2 separate regions of the Homo sapiens genome follow, and region 1 is linked to region 2. A link is an interaction called in ENCODE POLR2A ChIA-PET data of the cell type or tissue named here. Cell type or tissue: OCI-LY7. All regions are shown on one strand. Links, peaks and the distances in the headings refer to the core of each region. The heading gives the core; the rest is flanking DNA. Region 1 has its middle 17 kb from the start of LGALS14. Region 2 has its middle 8.5 kb from the start of FCGBP.

Region 1 (12,644 bases), core at 4,594-7,093, 250 kb before region 2:
GGCTCACAGTTTGCCCTTTGACCTCTAGCCTCCTGCACCATAGGAATCTGTTACGGGGGGGAGGCCACACCTGGTCCTGCCCCTCCCACCCACTTTCAATCCCCTGGCAGGTACCACACACACGGCCTGTGTCCTTGTCTACTGGTTCTTGTGTGATAATCACAGGGACACCGATCATCCCTTTCGTGTGAGTACTCCATGGTCCATGGCAGGGGGAGGAGACGAAAGAACATTTGCTAAAGGGCTGACCTCCTGTGTGAGTGATGTGAAAATGTCTAGTTGGCAGGATGGCAGCACCATGCAGGTGCAGGTCCTGGAGACCCTGCAACACCTGGCATGAAACCTGCAGTGGCCGCACTGTGAGCTAGTCATGGGGCCTAGGGGAGGAGGACACTCAGGGCATTGGGACTGTGGCTCTTTATCAAGAGGCATAGAATGTTCAGGAAATTGACAACTCATAGGCCTAGGTCAGTGACTGTGGCTGAGTTTACATCTTGGGATGAGGGAGCTCTTAAGGGCAGGAGGGGCTGAAGCAGCCCCACAGGGACAAGACTGGCAGTATCACCAGGAAGGCCTGTGTCTGCTCTGGGGAAAGGGGGGAAGGGATTTGTGTGTGTCCAGTGTGTGCCCCACAAGGGAGAGACCTGCCCAACACACCGTGTGCTTTACCCTCAGCATGGACCCACAGCTGCAGGTGGATTTCCATACCGAGATGAAGGAAGACTCAGACATCGCCTTCCATTTCCGAGTGTACTTTGGTCATTGGGTGGTCATGAACAGCCGCGTGAATGGGGCTTGGCAGTATGAGGTGACATGCCACAATATGCCCTTTCAGGATGGTAAACCATTTAACCTGTGCATCTCCGTGCTGGCCGATGAGTACCAGGTGAGCCCCCCAGGAGCTCCCAGCACCCACCCTCCATGGGCTCCCAGAACAGGAGGCAGCTCTTCCTGAGCTGACCCCACCAGTTCCTCGGAGCCGATCTCCCATAACTACTCCTGCCCCAGGCTTTTCCTCACAGAGCACTCTCTGCTTGCACTGCCATCCTCAGTTCTTCTTCCAGATCTGACCCAGGGTCAAGGTGGGCTCACCTGCCATTTTCCCCAAGGTGGAGAATCTTGTCTGTCTTCACCCATAGTTCTCATTCCCATGTATGCTGTTACTTACATAGTCATTCAGCCAAATGGATAAAACATGCATATGAATAAGGTTATTTTATCAGTCCAAAATGTAGTCTTTCTCTCAGTACTGAACCCCAATCCTACCCCCAGAACAGCAGTATTACTAGCTTCTCTACACAAATTCCAGAGCTAATGTATGCTTATGGAAGCATACAGATGTGTGGTTTCATTTCTTTTTAAACCAATGCTGTTTTAAGTTTCTCTACACATTACACTTTAGAAACTGGGGTGGATTTGTTGTCAAACGCTACATGTTGGAGCAATCATCCATCCATGGTGCCGCCTCAGTTTTTCAACATCATACAATATTCCTGTAGCAGGGTTACCCAAAATTATTGAACTTGATCCTTTTGATGGACATTAGGCTGGTTCCAGTATTTTGCGCTCACAAATAAAGCTTTTTAACGTACCCTTTGTCATAATGAACCTCCCAATTTCCATATTGGAGGGTAATTACAAAAAATGGAATAACTCCTTCAAAATTGTGTGCATTTTAAATTTCATAACTTAACACCTAAAAGGTGACTGTCTCTATAGCTTTAGTAATAAATAAATAGTATTTCCAAACTTTCTAACCTTTTCTTCTTCTTCTTCTTCTTTTTTTTTCTGGAGATGGAGTCTAGCTCTGTCGCCCAGGCTGGAGTGCAGTGGCACGATCTCAGCTAACTGTAACCTCCACCTCCCAGGTTCAAGCGATTCTCCTGCCTCAGCCTCCTAAGTAGCTGGGAATACAGGTGCACACCCACCACGCCTGGCTAATTTTTTTTTTGTAGTTTTAGTAGAGACGGGGTTTCACCATATTGGTCAGGCTGGTCTTGACCTCCTGACCTTGTGATCCATCTGCCTTGGCCTCCCAAAGTGCTGAGATTACAGGCATGAGCCACTGCGCCTGGCCTTCTTCCCAATCTTTTCAAATGGGCAGATGCAAAGAGTAACATTTCGTCCATATTTAAGTAGGAGATCCTTTTCTTATGCCTTTCAGCCGTTCAGAATAATATCCTACGTTTTGCAACACCTGTTTTGTTCCTCCTCTCTGAAAACATTTGAATTTCCTTCTTTGCCACCACCATTACATCTCTGGGCAACTCCAAGGAGAAACTGGGCCATCAGCAGTCATAGTGAATGGGAGTTATAGTTCATGGAACTGAAATGTATGCATTCAATGAACACTGTCCAGCACTAACCCCATGGCAGGCCCTGTGCAAGACGCAAGGATTGAAGTTCATGAGAGACAGTCCCAGGCCATAGGGATCTTCCAGGTGAGAGGAGAGGCTGAGCAAACAGGTTCTGTGATACACAGGGTGGTAAAACCTCCTTGGAGGAATGAGAGGAAGCATTGGAAATAAATGAGCAACTGTCTGAAGTAGGCACAAGGGTAATCTGCAGAGAGAAGTGTGTCTACTGGGTTCTGATGTATAATTAGGGGATTTCTGGTTGGATGCTGTAGGCACTAGGGCTGAGTGAGATGATGCTGAAAACTTGTTTGATGGCATATTGTATTTCTGATGCATTTTTTTCTTTTGTAGGTAATGGTAAATGGCCAAAATGCTTACAGCTTTCCCCACCGACTCCCACCATCTTATGTGAAGATGGTGCAAGTGTGGAGAGATGTCTCCCTGACCTCAGTGTCTGTCTGTAATTGATGAAATGATCACATTCCTCATGGTTAAAGAATCCCTGTTTCTGTGCGACCATGGCATTTCCAGAGCCTGCTAACAGAACGATCACTCCTCACCCCTTCCTCTACACTTGGTCATTAAAACTTCACCAAATTTTCCAGAATCTGGTTCTTACTTTCATGGAGAAAAAGACAAAGTGGCACAAGGACACAAGTGACACAAGGCCACTGTGATGTCTGAGATTACATAACGAAGACATCCTTTTATGTCAGCCCGTACTTTACGTCAGACACTCTGAACCAAAATTCCTCCTTCATTGTAGATGACTCACTCCAGTGAAATGTTGGGTAGCTGTTTACAACCTCACAGGCATAATTGATTTTGGGGAGAAGCTTTGTAATTTGAGGAAAGTCATATGAAATGTCTTCATTCTTGCACTCATTCTAAGGATGTTTCCTGTGTCTTAATACTGTGTCTGGCGTTGTGCAGGAAGCACTGAAAAAGCCGAGGAAATACTGACCAAGTTTGCACCTGAAATTTTGTTTTGTTGTTGTTCTTTGAGACAAGTTCTTGCTCTGTCATTCAGGCTGGACTGCAGTGGCACCATTAAGGCTCACTGCAGCCTCGACACCCTGGGCTCAAAAATTCCTCCTGCCTCAGCCCCCCAAGTAGGTGAGACCACAGGTGAGCACCACCATGGCCAGCTAATTTCTGCATGTTTTTTTTGTAGAGATGGGGTTTTGCCATGTTGCCCAGGCTGGTGTCGAACTCCTGAAGTCAAGCAATCCAGCAACCTCGGCCCACCAAATTGCTGGCATTACAAGTGTGAGCCCCTGTGCTTGGCCTATACCTGAAAATTTCAATCCAAGCCATAGTTAGAGAACCACAAGAGTTCAATAATTTCCCTCAAAAAATCCCTTTGTCATGTTCAAAAGAACTGCCAGATTTTTCTATTTTATGTGGGCAGAATCCTGGATCTCCTCTTTGGAAATAAATGGTCATAGTTTTAGATCGGAAAATATGTCATTTATTGGTGGAATGAACACAATTCATTCACATGGACACAGTGAGCCGACCCTGCTTTGCTGCTGCTACCGTTGGCATTGCAGAACCGGAAACCTCCCCAACACATATTCACATAAAGCAACCATTTATTCTGATGTCTCCCTGCTTTGCAGGTTTACTGGACTCATGCGGGTGGTAGACACGCATGTGTGTGGGAGTCACGTTTTCTGAAGGACCTACAGGCTGGGATCCCAGAGGATTCTTCACTTATGTTTGACTCAACACTAAGGGTGAGTGAACACCTGGGGGCTGGCTGGTTGTCTCCTTCCCTACCTCCCCTACACATTAGTGTCTTGAATTTTCTGAAATCATGAAGGCCTCATAGTTGTTGGACTTAATCAATGATTACTGTCTTCCACCAAAGAAGGACTTTCAAGAAACCAAAGAAGAAGCTGCCAGGCATCATAGAACTTAGCTTTGAAAATTGGAGAGTGTCACTTTTCTATGACATTATATTGATTAAGGTGAGTACAGACAGCCCAAATCATGGGGAGGGGCCTCCACAGGTTGTGGTTGTTTTGATTATTGGTCATGATGGGGTCCTTTTTGGAACCAAGTTCCACTGAGTCTCCACTGGCTTACAGACTGTTCACATACCAAGAGAAGTAACCCTGGAAACAACTCCAGAAAGCAATACCATTGTAGGAAGAGGCTCAGAGTGAAGTCCCGCATCTTATCATCCAATCAGGACCTGGTGTCCATGAGGTGACTACACATTGTCAGGTGCACTTTCTCTCAATGTGTGCACTAAGGAGACAAATTATTGGCCCTTAACACATCAAACACCCAATACTGAAACACACATAGGAAAAATGCAATTCACACACCTGATTTAAGCATTATTTGAAAAAGAAAAGAAAAAGAATTTTACATCAAAAGGACAAGAAGATTTTTAAAAGGAGAATGAATTGAAGAGAGGAAGAAGAAAATAGACAGCAGTCACTGGGCCACATCATTGCTGAAGCCAGCCAGACACCTATTTATCATTTTCTCTAGGACTGGTTCTCAGCAACAATCGGCTTCACCCTCCACTCTTCCCTTCTTGGAGTTTCTACCAAGATGGCAGAATGACAGTCCTTTTCCCTCTATAAGAGCTGAGATCACCTGCTTCATAGCAAACCTGGAGAACCACTTAGCAGAAACAACATGTTACCTACAAACTAATGAAGGCAGATTGAGTAAAGTCCTGTCAAATAGCCTCTTTTTCCACACGGCCCAAGTCAGGCATCATTTTGATCATCCTCATCCTCTCTCCCCATGTTCATTGCCGCAGTTTGTTCACCTCCAACCTTACTCATGGGTATGCTCCTCTCCTACCCGCATTCAACCTAACACCCAGATACCTGAGGTGCCAACACACAGCCAGTGCTACTCCTCATTCCTTTCTTCCACGTTTCATTCCCATATGGAATGAAATTCCCTCCTCTCTCACTGGACACTCTTGGGTTCAGTTTAGGTCCACTCTCCTCCTTACACCTTTCTGCTCTCAGTGTTGTTCACTTTTCTATTTTGATAATAGGTCATAGGCCTCATCACCTGTATGGAATTCATTTTTTGTGGAATTTTAGAAGGTGACACTGACCTTATCAGGGGCTCACCTTCAGCCTAGCACCTAAATGTGCAGAGGCAAGTGGACAAAAAGGAACTGGGAATAGAGTCCAGGCTTCACTCAGTACCTCTTTGTAGTGACAGCAGAAAGAGTAGTATGGGTGGTGGGTGTGAGATGTTGTGTCACGGGAACGGAGAACAGGAAGTGTTTCCTGGGCACTGAGAAGTGTCTCCTGTCTCACGGTGACCTCTTCCCCAGCACAGTTTAGCTGCAGAATACACACTGTTGTCCTCAGCACATAGATCATTCTCAAAGATAGACCATATGTTGTCATGAAACCAGTCTTGAAACATTAAAAAAAAATTGAAATATGTAATCCCAGCACTTTGGGAGGCTGAGGCCAGTGGATCACGAGGTCAGGAGATCAAGACCATCCTGGCTAACACAGTGAAACCCCGTCTCTACTAAAAATACAAAAAATTAGCCTGGGCGTGGTGGTGGGCACCTGTAGTCCCAGCTACTCGGGAGGCTGAGGCAGGAGAATGGTGTGAACCTGGGAGGTGGAGCTTGCAGTGAGCAGAGATGGCGCCACTGCACTGCAGCCTGGGCAACAGAGCAAGACTCCATCTCAAAAAAAAAAAAAAATTGAAATAATATCAAGCCACTTCTTTGACCACAATGGAATAAAACAAGAAATTGGTAGCAAGAGGAGTTTTGGAAACTATCCAAATACATAGAAATTAAACAGTATGTACCTGAATGACCAGTGGGTCAATGAAGAAATTAAGAAGAAAATTAAAAGTTTTCTTGAAACAAATGATAATGAAAACATAACATACCAAAATGTATGGGATACAGCCAGGGCAGTATAAAGACGGAATTTTATAGCTCTAAGTCCCCACATCAAAAAAGAGAAAAGCTTCAAATAAACAATATAATGATGCATCTTAAAGAATTAGATAAGCAAGAGCAAACCAAACTTAAAATTAGTAGAAGAAAATAAATAATAAAGATCAGAGCAGATACAAATGAAATTAATAAAAAGTGTTTTTTCTGATAATTTAAACAAAATTAGCAAACCTTAGCCAGACTAAGAAAAAAGTAGAGAAGATATAGATAAATAAAATCAGAAATGAAAAAAAGACACATTACAACTGATACCACAGAAATTCAAAAAATTATTAGTGGCTACTCTGAGCAACTATACACCAATAAATTGGAAAATCTAGATGAAATGAACAAATTCCTGGATACTTACAACCTATCGATATTGAACCTGGAAGAAATTAAAAGCCTGAACAGTCCAATAATAAATAATAAAATAGAAGCCACAATAAAGTCTCCTCATAAAGAAAAGCCCAAGACCTGATGCCTTCACTGCTGAATTCTACTGAACATTTAAGAAAAAATTAATGCCAATCTTACCGATACTATTCAGAAAAACAGAGGAGGGACTATTACTGAACTCATTAAAAGAGGCCAGCATTATCTTGATATCAAAACCACACAAAAACCCACCAAAAAAGGAAGAGAAACCATAGGCCATAGGCCATAGGCCAATATCTCTAATAAATATTGATGCAAAAATCCTAAACAAAACACTAGCAAACCTGAAGGGGGCCTGCCCCTTCACACCTGTGGGTATTTCTCGCAAGGTGGAGATGAGAGACTGAGAAAAGGAAATAAGACACAGAGACAAAGTATAGAGGAAGAAAAGTGGGCCCAGGGGACCAGCACTCAGCAAGTGAGACCTGCACCAGCACTGGTCTCTGAGTTCCCTCAGTATTTATTGGTCACTATCTCTACAATCTTGGTGAGGGAGATGTGGCAGGACTATAGGGTAATGGTAGGGAAACCATTACCAAATCAGCAGGAAAACATATGAGCAAAGGAATCTGTGTCATAAATAAGTTTAATGAAAGGTGCTGTGCCTGGATGTGCACGTAGGCCAGATTTATGTTTAACTTTACACAAACATCTCAGAGCAGTAAAGAGTAGCAGAGCAGTATTGCTGCCAGCATGTCTCACCTCCAGCCATAGGGCGGTTTTCTCCTATCTTAGTAAATAGAATGTATGGTCAGGTTTTACACTGAGACATTGCATTCCCAGCGACGAGCAGGAGACAGATGCTTTCCTCTTATCTCAACTGCAAAGAGGCCTTCCTCTTTCACTAATCTCCCTCAGCACAGACCATTTACAGGTGTCAGGCTGGGGGACTGTAAGGTCTTTCCCTTCCCATGAGGCCATATCTCAGGCTGTCTCAGTTGGGTGAAACCTGGACAATACCCAGGCTTTCTTGGGCAGAGGTCCCTGCGGCCTTCTGCAGTGCATTGTGTCCCTGGTTAATCGAGAATGGAGAATGGTGATGACTTTTACCAGGCATACTGCCTGCAAACAAATTGTTAACAAGGCACATCCTGCACAGCCCTAAATCCATTAAATCTTGATTCAATACAGCACATGTTTCGGTGAGCACAGGGTTGTGACTAAGGTTACATATTAACAGCATCTCAAAGCAGAACAATTTTTCTTAGTGCAGATAAAAATGGAGTTTCTTATGTCTTCCTTTTTCTACATAGACACAGTAACAATCTGATCTCTCTTTCTTTGCCCCATACAAACCAAATTCAACAATACATTAGAAAGGTTGACCAGGCATGGTGGCTCATGCCTGTAATCCCAACACTTTGGGAGGCTGAGGGGAGTAATTACCTGATGTCAGGGGTTTGAAACCAGCCCGACCAACATGGCAAAACCCTGTCTCTACTAAAAATACAAAATTAGTCAGGCGCAGTGGTGAGCGCCTGTAATCCCAGCTATTTGGGAGGCTGAGGCAGAAGAATAACTTGAACCCAGAAGGCAGAGGTTGCAGTGAGCTGAGATCACACCATTGCACTCCAGCCTGGATGACAGAGCGAGACTTCTTCTCAATAAAAAAAAAAAAAAAGAAGGAAAGATCATTTATCATGTCCAAATGGGATTTATTCCTGGAATGCATGGATGGTTCAACATATGCAAATCAATTAATATGATACCTCATATCAACAGAATGAAGAACAAAAGCCATATGATCATTTTAATTGATACTGAAAAAGTGTTTGATAAAATGCAACATTTCTTCACAATAAAAACCCTAAAAAAATTCGTGATGGAAGGCCCATACCTTAAAATAATAAGCCATATATGACAGACCCACAGCTAGTGTCATACTCAATGAGGAAAACCTGAAAGCCTTTTGTCTAAGCTCTGAAACACTACAAGGATGGCCGTTTTCACACTGTCATTCAACATAGTACCAGAAGTCTTAGCTAGACCAATTTGACAAGAGAAAGAAACAAAGGGCATCCAAATTGGAAAGGAGGAAGATAACATAATCTTATATTTGGAAAAACCTAACCACTCCACAAAAAACTACTAGAACTGATAAACAAATTTGGTAAAGTTGCAGGATACAAAATCAACATATAAAAATTAGTAGCATTTCTACATGCAAACAAGGAACAATCTGAAAAAGGATTTAAAAAGCTATCTTATTTACAATAGCCACAAAGTAAATTAAGTACCCAGAAAGTTACTTAACGAAAGAATTGAAAGATATCTGAAAAAGTCTAAAAAACGAATGGAAGAAGTTGAAGAGGACACCAAAATGGAAAAAAATATTCCACGTTCATGGATTAGAAGAGTCAATTTTGTTAAAATGTCCATACTACCAAAGGTAATCTACAGATTCAATGCAATCTTTATGAAAATACCAATAACATTCTTCACAGGTGTAGAAAAACAATCCTAAAATTTATATGAAATTATAAATGACTGAGAATAGCCAAAGCCATCCTAAGCAAAAAGAACAAAACTGGAGGAATCACATTACCTGACTTCAAATTACACTACAGAGCTATAGTAACAACAACAACAAGAACAACTACAAAAAGCATGGTACTGGCATAAAAACAGAAACAGACCAATGGAACAGAATAGAGAACCCAGAAACAAATCCACACACCTACAGTGAACTCATTTTCAACAAAGGTGCCAAGAATATACACTGGGTAAAAGACAGTCTCTTCAATAAATGGCATAGGGGAAACTATGCAGAAGAGTGAACCTAGAAACCTATATCTCCTCATGTACAAAAATCAAATCAAAATGGAGTAAAGATTTCAAACTAAGATCTCAGACTATGAAAGTACTAGAAGAAAATACGGGGATAAATCTTGAGGACATTTGTTCTGGCAAAAATTTCTTGAGAAATACCCCACAAACACAGGCAAACAAAGCAAAAAAAACGAACAAATGAGATAATGTTAAGTTAAAAAACTGCCTAGCATAGGAAACAATCAAAAAGTGAAGAGAAAACCCACAGAATGGGAGAAAATATTTGCAAACTAATTGCCTGACAAAGGATTAGAATGGTTTGAATTCCTTGACAAAAAAAAAGTGAAGAGAAAAATGAAATAAGAGGGAGAAGGAAGGAAGGATGGAAGGAAATTCTAATTCACTCCACATTTGAATTCTAATATAGGTTTTAAGGATGCTTCCTTTCATCACAAAAAGAACTTGAGGAGGGGTCCTGAGTCCTCCACCCCAGGTGAAGAAGACTGCATTGTGACTCAAGTCCAATCACCTGTACCTGCACCTGTCCTCACACAGGTCTGGAACTAAGAAACAAATAACCAATAACTAGACTTAAGAATCTCAACTTTCTCCACAAATTTGCAGGAGAAAGGGTGTCTCTGAAAATTTGGATTCCCATGGACGCTCAGAGAAAAGAAAAGGGTGTGGGTGGAGCCCAGGTGTGTGAGAGGCAGATGGGAAAGACCCTCACCTGGCAAAGCCAAGGGGACCAGTGTGGGATCAGGGGGACACAAGGGCTTTCTCTACCTCCCTCCATAGGTCCTGCTTAGGATCAAGACCAGTGTTCTGTCAGAACATCTGTAGACCAAAAGAAGTGTTACCTCCCAGGGCAAATGATTTTCACCAAAATCCTCACTATTTTTACCATTGCACAGATTAGGAAAATTAGGAAATGTACATTCTGCACAGTGGAGAGAAGGCTTAATGAGAGGCATGGGGGCTGGACTTCACAACCCCTCACCCTCATCCTCACTCCATCATCCTTGTCTGTGCATTTCCCTGGTGACCCCTTCCTCCCCCTGGTGTCTTCCCCACCGTCATTTCTGCTGCATCACAGACACAGGCTTGCAAAAAAGTGTGGTTATGACTGAGTCTGTTTCTGATACCCTGGGGCTATGGTGTCTGAGACGTTGCATGTTGTCAGGTGTGGACCCTGGACCAGTGTAACCTTCTGTGAGGGTGTGATGGTGTCTGATGAGAGTGAACTCTGCTGAGATGATGTGACTTTAGGTGGGAGGTGGAGAGCCCACCAGGATGGGTGGGATGTGCCTGAGTGTAAAAGGGTGACTGTTTTGTCTTCCCGACTGTGATGTGAGTGTGTGTGTGAGCAAGGCCAGACCAATGCATGAGCATCTTTATAGGCACAGCGAGCAGGCATTTGTGACTCAGTGAGTGGGGTGACTCTGTGCGACTATGGGTGTGTGTGAGTGCTGGGATATGACTGGGTGTTGAACTGGGAACATGCATGTGGCCTTCTGTGCATGTCAAGTTTCCTCCTCACACAGCAGGGCCTCTGATGAAGCAGCTGTGCATCTTCCCATGTGTGTCAATGTGGATGCCAGGTGGCAGAACTGGTGTGAATCTTGGGGACTGTGAGTTATCAATGACTCATTTGTGAGCATTAATGAGAGCAGAAAGCATGCTCTCTAGATGCCTCTTCCCAAGCAGAGTGGGAAAGAGGAATGCAGATCATAGGAGTGATGTTTCCTCAGGTAGGTTCTGCACACAGTGACCACCATCTCCTGTCTTTCAGCCTCATGTCTCTTCCTGGCTCCCACCAAAGCCTGCCCTTCTTATTGTGGGTCTGGAGAGTTTGCAGATCCTGGCTCTCTAAGGAAGAGCATTAGAGTCTGTGGTTTCGGATACTAAATCACCCTAAACCAGGAAGGAACAAGTGTAGCCTCAGTTCAGACAGAGTTTACAGTGGATATTAATCATCAGAGTAGCTGGGTTCACTGGCTCATGCCCATAATCCCAGCACTTTGTCAAGCAAAGATGGGAAAATAACTTGAGGCCAGAGGTTTGAGACCAGCCTGGGCAATATAGTGAGATGCTGTGTTTACAAAAACTTTTAAGTATCAGACAGGCATTGTGGCAGGCCTCTTTCATCACAGCTACTCAGGAGGCCAAGGCATGAGGATCCCTTCAGCACAGGAGTTTGTGGCTTTGTGAGCTATTGGTGCACCACTGCATGTCAGCCTGGGTGACAGAGTGAGATCATGTTTCAAAAAGGAAGAAAAATTATACACTTGTAGGTTCTCTCTAATTACTTCCCTGACCCACACTTTTCATTTGTCCAAGTGCTGGAGCTGTGTCCTCAAGATTTTTACAACTTCTGGGAAGGACGTCCATTGCCCTTGATGACTGTGATGCACGTGCATCCCACACACAGGGGTTTTCTGTTCTTTTTCAATTTCCCTCTCTCTTTCAACAAGTGTTGCTTCTTACTGGAGTGAATTTCTCTGCTGTTACATCCTCAAGTCTAGTTTTCACAGTTTCAGAGTTGAAATTGATCTCAGGTCAATATTCCACAAGGACCCAATCCATAGTGTTAGGTCACCCCCAACAAGCCCTGTACATGCCAGGGATTAGGCTAAAGATTTTACACGTATTAACTTCTGTCACTAAAATCACCCTACAAAGTAAGAATTTCTAATAAAGACAAAAAAGTAAAAAGTAAAGAAAGCAAAGAAAAATAAGAGTTTTAAATAATCCTCCTGGTACCTGGGAAACTAAGGTAGGCAGCATTCAAGTAATAGATCTAAGATGGCACTTCCAGTAAGAGGCAGAATCAGGAGTGGAATCCAGGCAGCCTGACTCCTGAATCCTTGTTCCTAACTATGGGACCCTCATGTCTTCAGGAATATGGAGTCCTGACTGTGATAGGGTGAAAAAGAGAAGTCCTCACTGTTTGCCTGTTGATTTCTAACCTTCTGCATCATGGGAATCTGTTAGAAAAGGGGAGGCCACACCTGGCCGGGCCCCTCTCACCCACTCTCAGTCCCCTAGCAGGTGCCCCACACAATGCCTGTGTCCTTGTCCATTGGTTCTACCATGACAATCAGAGGGACACCGATCCTCCCTTTTTTGTGAGT
Region 2 (12,644 bases), core at 4,054-6,553:
GGTGCACGCTTGTAGTCCCAGCTACTTGGGAGGCTGAGGCAGGAGGATCACTTGAGGCCACAAGGTCAAGACCAGCCTGGGCAACATAGTGAGACCCTTTCTCTACAAAAAATATAAAAATAAACCGAGTGTGGTGGCATGCACCTGTAGTCTCCACCATTCAGGAGGCTAAGGTGGGAGGATTGCTTGATCCTAGGAGTCTGAGGCTGCAGCGAGCCGTGATCATGCCACTGCATTCTGGCCTGGGGAGAAAAAGAAAAAAGAAAATAAAATCCTCTGTGTGCCATATGCCTCTTGTAATTAGAGGCACTCAGAGACAAATGGGAGGTGAAGGGAAAGAATCAGGGTGAGTTTCATGGGTGTTTCTGGCCCTCAATTCTCTCTAAGCCTTGGGGTTTCCCCTGGTTGATCACAGAAAGAAGCTTCCTGCCTTCAAAATTCATCATCGCTCTCCACAGCCAGAGTCCCCAGAAATGGGGTGGTTGTGGTGGGAGATCTCACAAATTAATACTCTGTATGTGCCAATCCCCTTGGGTCTTCTTTCTCACTCCTTTTAAGGCCCAAGTGGTGTGTGTGTGGGTGTGTGTGTGGGTGTGTGTGTGTGTGTGTGTGTATGTGTGTGTGTACACCCCTGTGCTTTACCCTGTATTATATCAATTCTCAGGAAACCCTTTGGTGACCCGGGAAATAAACTCTGGGGACACTTCCTTATGGTCAGAGAAATCGCATCCATCCCTCCACTGGCAGCCTTGCTCTGAGCCCAAACAAGGGTATTTGTGTACCTGAGCCTTTCGGCCTCTTCCTGCTTATCTGCTTCCGTCTCCTTGCAGCATGGGCACTGGCTATACCATCCCAGACCCCTGGGCCCCTCTGACTAGTCTTGGCTTTATAGACTGGAGCACAGTGGAAGAGAATTTACTCTCTCCAGCTAAATTCAGGCTTGCGGGCAATTTCTAACTTAATTCCTTTACGCTCTGGATCCCACAATCCGACTTCCATAAGCACTGAACGTTTTGTTAAACTCTCCAATGACCCATTATTTGCCACTTGCCTCTAGTTCCTTCCCTCTAACATTTGACATTCACACTTCCTCTCTGCCTATAATAATTGAAATTCTATAGGAGATGTTCTCTGACCATAATGGAATCAGCTTGAAATGAATAACAGAAAAACAGGAAAATCTCCACTCACAAGGATATTGAGCAACTCACTTCTAAATAATCCATGGGCCAAAGAGGAAGTATCAAAAATACATAGAATTAAATGAAAATGAAAAGAAGATATTTCAAAATATGTGGGATATAGCTAAAGGGAAATTTATGGCATTAAATATTTACATTAGGAAAGAGGAAAGTTCTTAAACCAATATTCTAAGCTCTTCTTACACAATAAAGTAGTAAAAGACCAAAACAAACACAACGCAGAAGAAAGGAAATAATGAAGAGCAGAAATTAATAAAACTGAACATGAGAAAATCAATGAAACGAAAGAACTACTTCTTTGTTGTTGTTGTTGTTGCTAACAAGAGCAAGTCTTTGAATTTCCCAAATGTATTTGTGGATTTGTCTATTGTTGAATAGAGCATTCTATAAATATCAATTAGATCCTGTTGATTGATGCTGTTATTCAGTTCTTTGATATTCTCACATATTTTATCCTGGTAGTTCTATCAATTTGGTGAGACTGACGTTTTTAATTCTCCAACTATATTTGTGGACTTGTCTATTTCACCTTTCAGCTCTATCAGTTTTTGCTTCATGTACTTGAATCTCTGTTGTTTGGTACATATACCTTAGGATTGCAATGTCTTGGCAGAATGATCCTTTGTTTTTAGCAATGTTTTTCGCTCTGAAGGAAAGTATTTTCGTATTAATATAGTACTTCCTTCCTTTTAAAAATTTATATTTAAAATTATATATATATTTATTTATTTATTTATCTATTTATTTTTTAGACAGAGTCTCGCTCTGTTGCCCAAGCTGGAGTGCAAGGGCATGATCTCGGCTCACTGCAGCCTCTGCCTCCCAGGTTCACGCAATTCTCCTGCTTCAGCCTCCCAAGTAGCTGGGATTACAGGCACCTGTGACCACGCCTGGCTAATTTTTGTATTTTTGGTAGATACGGGGTTTCACCATGTTGACCAGGCTGGTCTTGAACTCCTGACCTCAAGTGATCTATCTGCCTTGGCCTCCCAAAGTGCTGGGATTACAGGGGTGAGCCACTGCACCCAGCCTAAAATTTATATTTATAATAACATAAATTAATAAAATTAATATATATTTCTATTCTTTTATTTTCAACCTACCTATGTTGTTATATTTGGAGTAAAGTTTTTTGGAGACAGTATCTAGTTGGATCATTTTTTAAATCCACTCTACCAATCTCTGGCCTTTTATTTCATGTAAGGAGATAGACTATTTACATTTAAAGTAGTTATTGATATGTTTGGACTTAAGATTAACATTTTAATATTCATTTTCCATTTGTTCCATTTCTCATTCTTATTTTTTCTTGCATTCCTGTGAGTTACATGAGCATTTTTTAGCATTCCATTTTGATTCATATTATTTTCGAATACATAATTTGTAGAATTTTCTTAGCACTTGCTCTAGTACTACAATATACATATGTAACTGATTATAATCCAACTTATGAATATTTTACCACTTTGATTGAAGTGTTGAAACTTTACATCCATATAGATCCTTTTACCCTCCCACTTATACATATGCGTGTGTGTGTATACACATATAACTATTTTAAGTATTGTCTCTTCCTATAGACATCAGATAATACTATAATTTTTGCTTCAACCAACTACGATTTTTAAAAACTCATGAGAAGGGTAATCTGCTATAGTTATCACTATTTTTGTCCATTCTGCTGTTCTTCCTTCCTTTCTAAAGTTCTGAGCCTTTTCCTGTAATCATTTGGACTTTGGAGAACTTCCTTTAATCATTCTCTAAAAATAATTCTGCTGACGGCAAAGTCTTGTAGTCTTCCTTCATCTAAAAGCTTTTTATTTCTTCTTCATACCCCGTAGATAGTTTTGCTGCATATAAGATTCTCGGCTGGGCACAGTGGCTCACGCCTGTAATCCCAGCACTTTGGGGTGCTGAGGCGGGCAGATCACAAGGTCAGGAGTTCCAGACCAGCCTGGCCAACATGGTGAAACCCTGTCTCTAATAAAAGTACAAAAATTAGCCGGGCATGGTGGCGGGCGCCTGTAGTCCCAGCTACTTGGGAGGCTGAGGCAGGAGAATCACTGGGAGGTGGAGGTTGCAGTGAGCCAAAAGCACACCACTGCATTCCAGCCTGGAGGACAGAGCGAGACTGTCTCAAAAAAAAAAAAAAAAAGATTCTCAGCAGATAGTTATTTTCTTTCAGCACTTGAAGAGTATTGCTCCAGGCTTTCTTCTCCATGGTTTTTGATAAGAAATTTTTTGTCATTTGATCAGTGTTCCCTATAGACAATTTATAATTCCTCTCTAGCTGCTTCCAAGATAGTTTCATTGTTTGCCTTTGTTTTCATAAGTTAGTTATACTGTGTTTTGGCATGGAATCCGTCAGATTTATTCTGTTTAGCTTCTTGCATCTGTAGGTTTATGTCTTTTGCCAAATTTGGGAAGGTTTGGTCATTATTCTTCAAATATTTTTCAGCCCCACTTTCTTTTCTCCTTCTGTTAATCTGATAATACAAATGTTAGCTATTTTATAATTGTCCTGCAGGTTCTCTGAGCCCTTGTTAGTCATTTTCTGTTTCTCTTTTTTAAAGTTGATTGTCTCTCTGTTTTTTGGATTGGGTAATTTTTATTGTTCTATCTTCAAGTTCACTTCTTATTTCCTTTGTCATAGTTGCTCTGCTCTTGAGCCTTTCCAGTGAGTTTTTATTTTAGTTATTGTATTTTTCAGTTTTATCATTTTCATTTGATTCTTTAAGAACATACTTTCCATTTCTTTGGTGAGATTTTCTTTTCTTTCCCATCTTTGCAAGGAATTTCTACTTGCTTGGTGAAACATTTTTATGATGGCTACTTTAGATCTTTGTCAGATAATTCTAAAATCTTTCATCTCAGTGTTAGATTGTTGATTGGCTTTTCTCATTCAAGTTGTGATTTTTCTGGTTGTTCATATTATGTATGATTTTTAAATTATATCCTGGACATTTCTGGTATTATGAGAGGAGACCCTGGATCCTATTTAACTCTTCCATTTTAGCAGTCACTGTTTTTAGGTTAGCATGCAGGTCCTGGCCTACTTTTGTGTGCTATGATTCCAATGACAATTTAGTTTTCAGAGCCCTTGCATTATTATTCCGGTCTATTTCATTTGCCTGGTGCTGGTTGAGCTCATACCCAATTCCTGTTAGTACCACCAATGGAGGTTAAAAGCATTTTCTTGGGGCCTGCTTGGTGCTGCTACGTTAGGAGTAGGAGACACTGGCACAAAAGGGTGGAGAGTACTTCCCTGGGCTGCGTGGTGCCAGCAGGGCTCTTCCTTCATCTCTGCCATCCACTAGGGTGGGGAAAGCACCTACCTGGGTGCTTTCTGCCGCTGGATAGGGGGCTGGGGAGATGCTGGATCTAGACCACGTCCTGTCGTTGGGTGGGAAATTGAGAGATGCTGGGCCACTGAGATGTTTCTCGAGTTCTAAGGCCCTTGTCAGTTTTCCTTCTTTTTATCTTTCAGAGTCCTCTTAAGAATGTCTGTTATGTTATTCCAGGGTTTTTAGCAGAGAGGAGCCAGGAAAAATAAATCTATGTCATCTTGACAGAGATGTTACCATCATCCTGGCTTGTTGTAGTCTCCTAAGATAGAAATCAAGTGAGATTACCAGACACAGTATTAAAGAGAAAAAAAAAAAAAAGTTTGTTTCCGTTTGTGCAGAAGGGAGGTCAGCACCGTGAAAGGAAAAGGGTAGGCTGCTCCCCACAGGGAGCAAGTCGATCTGTCTTGTAGGGGTCCAGATGCCATGATGTGCCTGTCATCATGTGTTAACAAGGGATTTCTTGGCGCCTGCACAATGGTTCAACATGGTTTTTCATACATTGCATGTAATATTGGCATTTTAAATCTCTACCTCTGAGCATGATTTTTAGCATTGAAATAAGGAAATTATCACTGTAAGTTGAAACCTAAGCTGTTCCTGTGGCTTCCTGGGGAAGTCCCTAAGCCCCTAAAGCAGGAACTTGTGGTTAATAGCTTCTTGGGCCTCTGATGCTGACTGGCTGGAGGTTAGGTATAGAACAGGAATTAAAAGAAATAAAGAATGTGTAAGCAAAACTTAGTTGTATGTAAGAAAACCCAATTCCCCCTGAGGAAGAGAAAGAGCTGGAGTCCTTTAAAATTAACTGCCTGTTTTTCTATGGCTAGTGAGCCTTATCTCTCCCTTTCCCAGGCATTGTGAAGACTCTGTTTCTCTAGCTGTGCAGCTGTAAGATCACTAGACAGATAATCTCAAGTCGTAAAACATGCTGTTCCTTGAAAAAAAAATGATATAATGCATGTCTCAATTGAATGACTGTCTTTGTTTCTCACTTCTGTGATATGCTTCCCCCTGCACAGATCTCCCCCAGCCCCACGAAATGCTTAAAAGGTAGCTTGACTCTTTGTTCAGGGCTCAGTCCTTTGGATGTTAATCTGACTGGGTCGGTGCACCTGAATAATTAAATAATTCCTCCTCAACCCCACGGTCTCTCTGATTCCTTAATTATCCTGCTGCAGACAAGCTACAGCTTGAGTAAGGGGCTTTTGTTCTTTTTCACTAAACCACCTCAAAATAGGAAGCCAGCCAGCTGTCTCACTCCCAGCCAAGAGATTTCATTCTCCTTATTCTTTTTTTTTTTTTTTTTTTTTTTAGACCAGGAGAAATAACTTTATTTGAATAGGACCCGAGACAGCATATTGGGCTAAGGAGGAGAGGTAAGGTTCCAAAACCGCAGTCAAAGCTCATCAACCAAATGGACTCTACTTCCCAGCAACCTTGCAGTTAGTGCAACCAACAAAAGGCCTGCTGGGGAATGTATTTGCCACTAAATCCCCCAAGTATGCCAACATTACAAAAAAGATAGAGGTTTTTCATCATAATTGAATTTCCACAAACCTCCCCAATCACAAGTATTATAAGTGGAAGTAAAAAATCACATTTTACAGATCTCAAACTTGTCTTCAACATTTAGTTCATCATCTTCAAAAAATAGCTCCCCTGCCTAATTCATTAGCTATATGATCTCTCCAAGCAGCAACAAGATGGCCAGGCCATGGCAATCCTCTTCCTATTTCCCCTAGCCACTCAGGGCTCAACAGCAGGGTGAGGCTCAGGTGGAGGTAGGGGGTGGGGAGCACAAGGGCTACATTCCCCCAGTACAACGTGGCATCTGAAGCTTGATGGGAGAGCAGAACTGGTGGGACTTGAGGGAAGGGTCCAGGGCCTGTATTCAGTCAGAATCACTGCTGGAAGAGGAGGAGGAAGAGGAGGAATGCTTGTCATGCTTGTGGTACTTGTGGTGCTTTTGGTGCTTGTGCATCTTTTTATGAGCTTTCTTCATTTTCTTCTGCATCTTCTTGTCCACTATCACTGCTGGTCCAACCATGCCAGGAGCCAAGGGATTCACAGGAGGGATTCCAGGGGCAGGCGGTGGGTATGGAGGAGGGTAGGGACCCAACGGTTGGCATCCTGGATACCCTGGCTGTGGCACAGGATGAGGGGGCCCACCTGGGGGGAAAGCTGGATTGCCATGGGGAGCTCCTGGGGGAGGAGGACAGGGGCCTGGGGGAAAGGGTGGATTAATAGGTGGTGGGTGGGCAGGATTGGAACCTCCAGGGCACCCAATATTGGGGGGATATGGATTTGGCCCTGGCTGCCCGGCATTGGGATTCCACATGTTTAGGTGTGTCCTCCAGCCTTTCCACCGCCGCCTGGGCTTGCTGCGTTCTCCTTCGCAGTCCTCATTCTCCTTATTCTTAAGGAGCAAAGGTCTCTTCTGGAACTACTTCCTGCTAAGCATGGACATAGTCTCTACATCTATTTCCAGGAGGAGTAGAAATTTCTTATGGCTTGCTGAAGGGGCTGATACGGCTCTGGGCTAGTGGTCTCTGAAACAGGCTGGAAGCCTGGCAAGACCATTTACTTGGCATGAAAGCATTACAGTCTGAAAGACGTGAATTTTACCAGCAGGTTAAACAAGCATGGTTTAAAAATTAAAAATTTAAAGATTAAAAACTTTAAATATTAAAAGAAGAAAGATAGCCAATAAGGGCTTAAGAAAGGGAGGAACCAAGTTACAAGCCTTACAAGGGTAAGGTTCATCTGACAGCATTGTACACTAAGTTGACTTCCTTTATCAAAAGAGTGTAACCAATTTCCTGATTGTAAATTGCCTGGGTGTTAACCTCTACTCGCCCAGTAGTATTTATCCAAGTGCAGCAGGAGGTATGGTGACTGTACAAACATCTTCCTGTTCAGCTAATAAGTAACCTAGAAGTCTTGCACAATGATTAACTTGACATGAAACTATTGTAGTCTGAAAGACACAAATTTTACCAGCAGGTTAAAGAAGCATGGTTTAAAGATTAAAAGAAGAAAGATAGCTAATAAGGGCTTAAGAAAGGAAGGAACCAAGTTATGGAGGGTAAGGCCCAAGTTATGGAGGGTAAGGCCTAGCAGTTGTCCAACACCACATTAGCAAGAGAATTGAGGGAGGTTTTTAGCCTTTCCAGGGCCTGCCTCACCTGGTCCACTATATGCCTAGGGCTATTGTGACTCCAGGTACCCTGCACCCAGACTAAAAGGAAGAGGTTACAGTGAGATAGAAGGTACAGTGGCTGGGCGCGGCGGCTCACGCCTGTAATCCCAGCACTTTGGGAGGCCGAGGCGGGTGGATCACAAGGTCAGGAGATCAAGACCATCCTGGCTAACACGGTGAAACCCCCATCTCTAAAATACAAAAAATTAGCCAGGCATGGTAGCATGCACCTGTAGTCCCAGCTACTTAGGAGGCTGAGGCAGGAGAATCCCTTGAACCCAGGAGGTGGAGGTTGCAGTGAGCCGAGATCGTGCCACTGCCCTCCAACCTGGACAACAGAGTGAGACTCCGTTTAAAAAAAAAAAAAAGGAAGAGGGTACAGTGGGAGCATGATTCATGCCAGGCCCTCACCATGTCTTGAGTATGACCTGTGCACCTAATAGGGAAATGATCCCAAACTATCTTACCCAGCTGGGGTAATATTTTATTATTATATTGTCTGCTAAATTTTCCCCAAGTTGATAATGTATTTTAAAGCCTGATTTAAGTCTTCATCTATTAGAAAGTTTGTCTTGAGAAAGGACTGCTCCAATAGGTCATTTTAAAAGGGCTGAGCTTTAAGTTCCCCTTTGGGGTGGATCTTATTCTTAGTAAGGCAATAGGGAGGCACTTAATCCATGATTTCTGGGCTTCTTGGCATAGTGTAGCCAAGGTTCTTTTTAAGGGTTTGATTCATTCTCTCAACTTTCCCAGAAGATTGAGGATGCCAGGCAGAGTGAAGTTTGTATTGGATGCTAAGACTGCTAGACAGCCCTTTGGTGACCTAGGTGATAAAAGACAGCCTGTTGTCACTTTGTAGGGAGGCTGGAAGCCCAAACCTAGGAATTCCTTGTTTAAGCAGCCATTTACTTTTTGTTTGTCTGGTTTGGTTTGGTTTTTAATTTTTTTTTTGACAGAGTCTCGTTCTTGTTGCCCAGGTTGGAATGCAGTGGCACGATCTCAGTTCACTGCAACCTCCACCTCCAGGGTTTAGGTAATTCTCCTGCCTCAGCCTTCTTAGTAGCTGGGATTACAGGTGCCCTGTGCCACCATGCCCAGCTAATTTTTGTATTTTTTTTTTTTGAGACGGAGTCTCGTTCTGTCACCCAGGCTGGAGTGCAGTGGTGCGATCTCGGCTCCCTGCAAGCTCCGCCTCCCGGGTTCACGCCATTCTCCTGCCTCAGCCTCCCGAGTAGTTGGGACTACAGGCGCCTGCCACCATGCCCGGCTAATTTTTTGTATTTTTAGTAGAGATGGGGTTTCACCGTGTTAACCAGGATGGTCTCGATCTCCTGATTGTGATCTGCCCGTCTCAGCCTCCCAAAGTGCAGGGATTACAGGTGTGAGCCACCGCACCTGGCCTTAATTTTTGTATTTTTAGTAGATGGGGTTTCACTATGTTGGTCAGGCTGGTCTCAAACTCCTGGCCTCAGGTGATCCGCCCACCTCAGCCTCCCAAACTGCTGGGATTACAGGCGTGAGCCACTGCACCCGGCCTTTAAGCAGTCATTTACAAACTTCAATTGCTTTTTCTGTTTGTGTGGGGAAAGCTTCCACCCAGCCTGCGAAAGTGTCTATAAAAATCAGAATATATTTGAATTCCCCTTTAGGGGTATCTGTGTAATTCGCCAATCTTCTCCAGGATAGGTCTTCTTATGCTGCACTGGGGCAGAGCCAGTGGATGGGCTCAGGAATTATTTCTAAGACAAATTTCACATGCTTGAGTTACAGAGTCCACTGTGGCTTTTTTATTTTTATTTTTTGAGACTGAGTCTCACTCTGTCACCCAGGCTGGAGTGCAGTGGCATGATCTTTGCTCACCGCGGCCTCTGCCTCTCAGGTTCAAGCAATGCTCCTGCTTCAGCCTCCTGAGTAGCTGGGATTACAGGCATGCGCCACCACACCCAGCTAATTTTTATATTTTTAGTAGAGACGGGATTTCACTAAGTTGGCCAGGCTGGTCTCGAACTCCTGACCTCAGGTAATCCACCCACCTCAGCCTCCCAAACTGCTGGGCTTACAGGTGTGAGCCACTGCACCTGGCCCACTGTGGCTTTTTCTTTCTTTCTTTTTTTTTTTTTTGACAAGGTCTCGCTTTGTCACCCAGGCTGGAGTGCAATTGTGCAATCTTGACTCACTGCTGCCTCAAACTCCTGGGCTCGAGCAATCCTCCCACCTCAGCTTCCCAAGTAGTTAGTACCACAGATGCATTCCACCATGCCCAGATAATTTTTAAAAATGCTTTTGTAGAGACACAGTCTTATCGTGTTGCCCAGGCTGGTCCTGATCTCCTGGGCTCAAGCAATCCTCCTGCCTCAGCCTCCTCAAATGCTGGGATTACTGGTGTGAACCACCATGCCTGTTAGGCTGTAGCTTTTAAAGCCTTGCTCACTAGGAGATTTTGGATTAAATTCCATAGTGAGTCTCTCTCATAATGAGTTTCCTCATGAAGTCTTTTGATGACTTTCCATTGGTCAGCTTCTGGTAGGAAAAGGCATTGTTGCTGATCTTCTAGCCACCCTGACCATTTAAATTATACCCTCCTTCATCTGCTCAGTTTTTTTTTTTTTGATGGAGTCTCGCTCTGTTGCCCAGGCTGGAGTGCAATGGTGCCATCTCAGCTCATGGCAATCTCTCCCTCCTGGGTTCAAGCGATTCTCCTGCCTCAGCCTCCCAAGTAGCTGGGACTACAGGCATGCACCACCACGCCCAGCTAATTTTTGTGTATTTTAGTAGAGACAGGGTTTCACCATGTTGGCCAGGCTGGTCTCGAACTCCTGACCTTAGGTGATCCTCCCACCTTGGCCTCCCAAGGTGCTGGGATTACAGGCATGAGCCATCACTCCTGGCCAACCACTGCCAACTTCTTTTTTTTTTTTTTTTTTTTTGAGATGGAGTCTCGCTCTGTCCCCTAGGCTGGAGTGCTGTGGTGCGGTTTCAGCTCACTCTAAGCTCCACCTCCCGGGTTCACGCCATTCTCCTGCCTCAGCCTCCCAAGTAGCTGGGACTACAGGCGCCTGCCACCATGCCCAGCTAATTTTTTGTGTTTTCAGTAGAGACGGGGTTTCACCATGTTAGCCAGGATGGTCTTGATCTCTTGACCTCGTGATCCGCCTGCCTCGGCCTCCCAAAGTGCTGGGATTACAGGAATGAGCTAACGCGCCCGGCCCAGCTGCCCGTTTGGCAGCTCTATCAGCCTGGTTGTTTCCTTGGCTGATTAAAGAATTGTCTTTTTGATGCCCTTTATAGGACATAACAGCTATTTGGGCAGGGAGCTTAATATGGTTTGGCTCTGTGTCCCCACCCAAATCTCATCTCGAATTGTAATCCCCTCATGTCAAGGGAAGTACTTGGTGGGAGGTGACTGGATCACGGGGGCAGTTTCCCCAATGCTGTTTTCACAATAGTACGTGAGTTCTCATGAGATCTGATAGCTTAAAAGTGTGTGGCTTCCTTCACTCACTCTCCTGCTGCCATGCAAGATGTGCCTTGCTTCCCCTTCACCTTCCGCCATGATTGTAAGTTTCCTGAAGCCTCCCAGCCATGCAGAACTGTGAGTCAATTAAACTTTCTTTGTTTATAAATTACCCAGTCTCAGGTATGTGTTTATAGCAGTGTAAGAACAGACTAACATAGAGATGAACTGCCTCAAGGAGGAATAAAATCGCTTCATTGGGTTTTGTCGGGGTGCTCCTGGCAGTTAGCATTCTCCTCTTTCCAGACAGCTGCATGAGTATGGAGCATTAGGAATCCATACTTAGAATCAGTATATATATTAAGTCTCTTCCCTTCTTCAAGCTGAAGAGCCCTTAACTAAGGCTTGGAGCTCTGCTTCCTGAGCTGAAGTGCTTAGGGGAAGTTATTTTGCCTCTCTGGTCCAGCGTAGGCTGACAATAGCATGTTTTGCCTTCCGGGCTCCATTTTATTTGTTTGTTTGTTTGTTTTTTTAGATGGAGTCTCGCTCTGTCACCCAGGCTGGAGTGCAATGGCGTGATCTTGGCTCACTGCAACCTCCGCCTCCCAGGTTCAAGCGATTCTCCTGTCTCAGCCTCCTGAGTAGCTGGGATGACAGGCGCATCACGAGCCCAGGACTTCGAGACCAGCCTGGGCAACATGGTGAAACCTGTCTCTGCTAAAATACAAAAAATTAGCTGGGTGTGGTGGCGTGCCACCATGCCTGGCCTGCAGGCTCTATTTTCTACAAAACAACCCCCATCTGTAAACCATTCTTCATCTGGATTCTCTCAAGGGGTCTCCCGTAAATCTATCCAACTAGAATAGATCTGCTCCAAAGTTTCCACATAGGTGTGTTCCAGTGTCCCCAAGGTGGGCAAGGGAAGGAGGGTGGCAGCATTCAAGGACTCATATATCTTTAAGGTCAAGTCTGGGGTGTCTAACAGTGGGGCTTGATTTTGAGTTAACCTTCCCCGAGTTAGCCAGTGGCTCCCTTTGATTTCCAACACATTCTGGACCTGGTAAGGAGTATAAACTTCAAGGGATTGGCCTAGCATGAGTTTGGAGATATCCCTGACCAGGAGGCTGGTGGCTGCCACTGCCCTAAGACAGCCAGGCCACACCTGGGCTACTGGGTCCAGTTGATTTAAAAAATAAGTCACTGGCCTTTGGACAGGCCCTAGCTTCTGAATTAGGACTTCCAGGGCTTTGCCCAGAGAGGTGGAGGCTATCTGGAAACCCCGGGGGTAGCACTGTCCAAGTACAGTGGGGAGCTTCCTGAGTCTCTGGATCCTTCCATTCAAAGGCAAAAATGTAGGTGGAGTCAGGATGCAGCATATATTAAAGAAAACATCCTTTAGATCCAGTACAGTGTAAAACTGTGTGCACCCAGGGATTTGAGAGTGG

The links. Peaks named below come from ENCODE experiments on the same cell type or tissue, not always from the same donor. Only the 100,000 strongest peaks of a DNase experiment are listed, where the experiment ranks them.
Region 1: POLR2A ChIA-PET joins it to region 2 with 28 read pairs; 2 of 35 experiments call an interaction of 5 or more read pairs at or near these places.

Annotation. Positions count from the first base shown.
Region 1 is chr19:39,681,323-39,693,966 of GRCh38, forward strand. It overlaps the pseudogene LGALS17A. Among named protein-coding and RNA genes, the nearest start is that of LGALS14, 17 kb to the right of the region's middle. RefSeq lists an enhancer at 11,395-11,544. In OCI-LY7, for the core only: no CTCF peak of the experiment used is centred there; no DNase peak of the experiment used is centred there.
Region 2 is chr19:39,936,798-39,949,441 of GRCh38, forward strand. It overlaps the pseudogene PRR13P5. Among named protein-coding and RNA genes, the nearest start is that of FCGBP, 8.5 kb to the left of the region's middle. RefSeq lists enhancers at 4,872-4,951, 5,052-5,141, 6,685-7,185 and a silencer at 9,825-10,119. In OCI-LY7, for the core only: no CTCF peak of the experiment used is centred there; DNase peaks (open chromatin) are centred at 4,944 and 5,174; H3K4me3 peaks cover 1,780 bases; H3K27ac peaks cover 2,424 bases.